Linked DNA regions of Homo sapiens: region 1 is linked to region 2. A link is an interaction called in ENCODE POLR2A ChIA-PET data of the cell type or tissue named here. Cell type or tissue: PC-3. All regions are shown on one strand.

The links. Peaks named below come from ENCODE experiments on the same cell type or tissue, not always from the same donor. Only the 100,000 strongest peaks of a DNase experiment are listed, where the experiment ranks them.
Region 1: POLR2A ChIA-PET joins it to region 2 with 11 read pairs; 3 of 35 experiments call an interaction of 5 or more read pairs at or near these places.

The regions. Positions count from the first base shown.
Region 1 is chr17:82,621,914-82,624,413 of GRCh38, reverse strand. All of the region lies in intron 5 of WDR45B (WD repeat domain 45B), which reads left to right. Among named protein-coding and RNA genes, the nearest start is that of WDR45B, 25 kb to the left of the region's middle. In PC-3, no CTCF peak of the experiment used is centred here; no DNase peak of the experiment used is centred here.
Region 2 is chr17:82,421,977-82,424,476 of GRCh38, reverse strand. HEXD (hexosaminidase D) reads right to left here. Exons shown (of 13, transcript NM_001330542.2): 3 at 1-83. Among named protein-coding and RNA genes, the nearest start is that of HEXD-IT1, 2.1 kb to the left of the region's middle. RefSeq lists an enhancer at 1-494. In PC-3, no CTCF peak of the experiment used is centred here; no DNase peak of the experiment used is centred here.

The sequences.
Region 1 (2,500 bases), 200 kb before region 2:
GGCGGGTGCCCATAGTCCCAGCTACTTGGGAGGCTGAGGCAGGAGAATTGCTTGAACCCGGGAGGCGGAGCTTGCGGTGAGCCGAGATTGTGCCACTGCACTCCCGCCTGGGCGACAGAGTGAGACTAAAGAAAAAAAGAACAGTCTCTTCTCCTGGAAAACTTTCTTGGGACAGTCCCCTCCCCACTCAACCCTCAGGTTTTGTTTTTTTACATGTATTTGTCCTCTGTGTGTGTGTATGTGTGTTACTTTGTTGGTCCCTTCGGCCGTGTTTTGGCTATTAGGAAGGAGGAGTGTCGTGCATGTTCCCATAGCAGCCTTTGTGTGGGTAGTTTCATGTCTCTTGGGTCGATCCTGAGGGTTCGACTGCCCGGTCACAACCATGTTGTGGTTGTGTCTGACTATAAAATGCGGCCGTTTATTTTCCAGAGTGGCTGTGTCCCCTTGCGTCTCATCCATGATTTATGAGTGTTCCAGCATTGTCGGTCTTTCTAGCTGTAGCCGTTCCGTGCGTGTGTGATGATATCTCACTGGTAACGGCATCTCCTTGTGGTTTTGGTTTGCATTTCTCTGAGGACTGGCGGTGGCGACATCTTTCCCTGTGGTTCTTCCCTTTCGAGATCTTTTGGGAAGTGCCCCAGATGTTTTGCCCATTTTTTAGCCGGTTGTTTATCTTATAATGAGATGTAAGAATTTTTTTTTTTTTTTTTTAATATGAGATGGGGTCTTCCTCTGTTGCCCAAGCTGGAGTGCAGTGGCATGATCTCGGCTCACTGCAGCCTCTGCCTCCCAGGTTCAAGCAGTTCTCCCACCTCAGCCTCCTGAGTAGCTGGGACTACAGGCACACCACCATGCCTGGCTAATTTTTGTATTTTTAGTAGAGACGGGGTTTTACCATGTTGGCCAGGCTGGTCTTGATCTCCTGACCTCGTGATCCACCTGCCTCGGCCTCCCAAAGTGCTGGGATTACAGGCGTGAGCCACCGCGCCCAGCCCCATTTTTTTTGTTTGTTTTTTTTTTTTTTTTGGAGATAGAGTCTCGCTCTGTTGCCCAGGCTGGAGTGCAGTGGTGCGATCTCAGCTTACTGCAACCTCCGCCTCCTGGGTTCAAGCGATTCTCCTGCCTCAGTCCCCCAAGTAGCTGGGATTACAGGCACCCGCCACCACGCCTGGATAATTTCTGTATTTTTAGTAGAGACGGGGTTTCATTATGTTGGCTGGTCTCAAACTCCTGACCTCAGGTGATCCGCCTTCCTTGGCCTCCCAAAGTGCTGGGATTACAGGCGTGAGCCACTGTGCCCGGCCGTAAGAATTCTTTATATGTTGTAGATTTAGCCTTTTCCCTGGCACACTTTTGCAAGTATTGCTAAAAGATTTCTTTTATGTTTTCTTCTACACATTTGGTAGCTTTTCATCTAAAGTTAAATCTTCGATCCATTTCAAGTACATTTTGTATTCAGAGTGAGGCACACGCCTGGGTTCCTTTCTGTTCTATGTGGATATCTAAGCTTGGTACCTTTGTTTTGATTAAATAAATACAAGGTTTTTTTTCTGGACTTTTTGTTCTCTTCCATTGATCTGTGTTTCTGTCTTTATCCCAGTACCATCCTGCCTTGATAAGAGGTTTAAAGTAAATCTGAAATTAGGTAATATAAGTCTTGCAATCTTCTTACTTTACAAAAAAAAAAAAAATTTTTGGTCATGCCTGTAATCGCAGCACTGTGGGAGGCCAAGGCAGGTGGATCACAAGGTCAGGAGATTGAGACCATCCTGGCTAATATGGTGAAATCCCATCTCTACTAAAAATACAAAAAATTAGCTGGACATGGTGGCAGGTGGCTGTAGTCCCAGCTACTCGGGAGGCTGAGGCAGGAGAACGGCGTGAACCTGGGAGGCGGAGCTTGCAGTGAGCCGAGATCACGCCACTGTACACTCCAGCCTGGGTGACAGGGCCAGGCTCCGTCTCAAAAAAATAAAAAATTTGGGCTGTTCCAGTGCCTTTATTTTTCCTTATAATTCTTAGTATCAGCTTGTCTTTCTTCAAGAACCCTTTCTGAGAGGTTAGCTGTGATCACACTGACTGTAGATGAGTTAGATAGTAATAGCCAATCTTCCAGCCCACGATCACAAGACCAGCTCTCTCTCAGATCTTCTGTGGTCTTCCTTTGCAAGATGTTACAGTCCATGGATAGGTCTTGTACATCTGTTAACTTATTCCTCCGTTTTTTAATATTTTTACGCTGTTGCTGATGGAGCAGCTTTTAAATTTTATAATTTTGCATTGCATTTTCGGTGGCGTGTACCCTGACGGACGGACAGTTGGTAAAGTCGTTAATTTTGCATTGCATTTTCGGTAGCGCGTACCATGATGGATGGACAGTTGGTAAAGTTGTTCAGCAGATGTCTTGATTATGAGGAGGTCTCATGCGAGGTAGCTTTGCTTAGCCCTCTCATACTCTTTATTTACAATGAAAAATCTTTAAATTGAATTTGTGGTTCTG
Region 2 (2,500 bases):
CTCAGAGGGCCCTCGTAGGGAAACATGTCTTCATACTCAATGAGGAGGCCGTTTGCACCTAGCGCACGGAACAGAGGAAAAATCTGGGGGGTAAACAGGGAGGGGTTAGGAAGAAGTGGCTGCTGGAGCACGATGTGGCAAGTCCACAGCAGGGAGACGCCTTCCCTTTCAGCCTGTGGAGACTGTGGGAGTTGCTACTTCTATTTCTCCTGGGAACCTTAAATCCGGAATGTGTACTTTACGTTATGCCAAATGAAACTCCCCGTTCCAGTGACTATTTTGCACAGAAGGGGAGATATGCTATGAAACAGGGCTGCTACTCAACGCGCTGGTGGCTCAGCTTGGGAGGGACGGGTCCGGCCAGCAGGGAGCCACCAAGAAGCAGCTCTTCATGCACGGCGGCCCAGCAAGGCAGCCAGGCTGAGGGGCACCAGCAAGGCATGGGGGACAGGGCAGCCAGGCTGAAGGAGAATGGCAAGGCATGGGGGACGGGGCAGGAGGAGCCGGGGCAGGGGGAGCAGGGCTCTGAAGGGTTGGGGTCAGCACCTGGGGGAGGTGAGAGAGGGGTGCAGAACTCATTCGTTCCTGGTCTGTACTCATGGGGTCCCTTCCCCCTTATTCTCCTCCCCACTTCCTTGTCTTTCTCTCTTTTTTTTTTTTTTTTGAGATGGAGTCTCGCTCTCTCGCCCAGGCTGGAGTGGAGTGGCGTGATCTTGGCTCGTTGCAACCTCTGCCTCCCGGGTTCAAGCGATTCTCCTGCCCCAGCCTCCCGAGTAGCTGGGATTACAGGCGCCCGCCCCGATGCCCAGCTAATTTTTGTATTTTTAGTAGAGACGGGGTTTCACCATGTTGGCCAGGCTGGTCTCGAACTCCTGACCTCAGGTAATCTGCCCCTCGGCCTTCCAAAATGCTGGGATTACAGGTGTGAGCCACTGTGCCCGGCCTCTCTCTTTTTTTTAACAGATGGGGTCTCACTCTGTTGCCCAGGCTGGAGCGTGCTGGCATGATCATGGCTCGCTGCAGCACCCAACTCCTGGGCTCAAGTGATCCTCCAGCCTCAGCCTTCCAAGGAGCTGGGACTACAGGCACATGCTAGGCCTCCTGGATGACACACATGCAGGAGAACTAAGGAGCCCCAGCTGACAGTTGGGATGAACTGCCGGACATGGAAGGCCACGCGGACCATCAGAGGTTTCTAGATGTTACGGGGCTGTGACCACCTGAGGGCACCTCGGTCAGAAAAGCAGAATCACGCAGCCAACCCACAGAAACACAAGGGGTGATGAATGGGGACCTCAAGTTTGGGGAGATCTGTCACGCAGCAACAGATGATGGAAACAGGGACTCCAGCTGTGTGTAAGTTGGATCTTCTTTGCCTATATTCAATTGTCAGAACGCCTTTCCTTTCTTTTTTTTTTTGAGATGGAGTTTTGCTCTTGTCCCCCAGGATGGAGTGCAGTGGCACGATCTCAGCTCACCACAACCTCCGCCTCCCGGGTTCAAGCAATTCTCCTGCCTCAGTCTCCCGAGTAGCTGAGATTACAGGCACCTGACACCACGCCTGGCTAATTTTTGTATTTTTAATAGAGACAGGGTTTCACCATGTTGGTCAGGCTGGTCTCGAACTCCTGACCTCAGGTGATCCACCCTCCTCAGCCTCCCAAAGTGCTGGGATTATAGGCATGAGCCACCGCGCCTGGCCCAAGTCAAAATGCCTCTTCATCAGCTGTATGTAAGTTCAGTCTTCTTTGCCATATTCAATTTGTCAGAACGCCTTTTCATCTCTGTTTGCTTTTTTCTTTTCTGTCATCTGTTTCCAAATACTGCACTTTCCATGGTGTCTACTCACTTGTACACTTCTTATAGTTTAGTCTTCATTAAAAACATTGTTTTTTCCTTATAATTCATTTCTGAGCTCCACAGGCAATTTTTTACAACCTCCTTTTGTCTGATTACCACATTTCTGGGCTTTTTTTTTTTTAGACTGAGTCTTGCTCTATCGCCCAGGCTGGAGTGCAGTGGCACGATCTTGGCTCACTGCAACCTCCACCACCCAGGTTCAGGTGATTCTCATGCCTCAGCCTCCCAAGTAGGTGGGATTACAGTTGTGAGCCGCTGAGCCTGGCCTGGGCTTTTCTATTTCTGATTTATGCTGTTCTTTCACAGCTTCCGTCATCTTCTGAGTATCTTTTATCTTGTTATGAAATATTATGGAACAGTGTTTCCTGCTGGGTGGGCCTGTGTGTCTGGAGCACCTTCACTGCTGCAATGCTATTCAGATCATCTTCTTTTTTCTTTTTTTTTTTTTTTGAGACAGAGTCTCACTCTTGTCACCCAGGCTGGAGCGCAGTGGCACAATCTCGGCTTACTGCAACCTCCACCTCCCAGGTTCAAGTGATTCTCCTGCCTCAGCCTCTCGAGTAGCAGGATTACAGGCGCCGCCACCACACGGGGCTAATTTTTGGTATTTTTAGTAGAGACACTGTGTTGGCCAGGATGG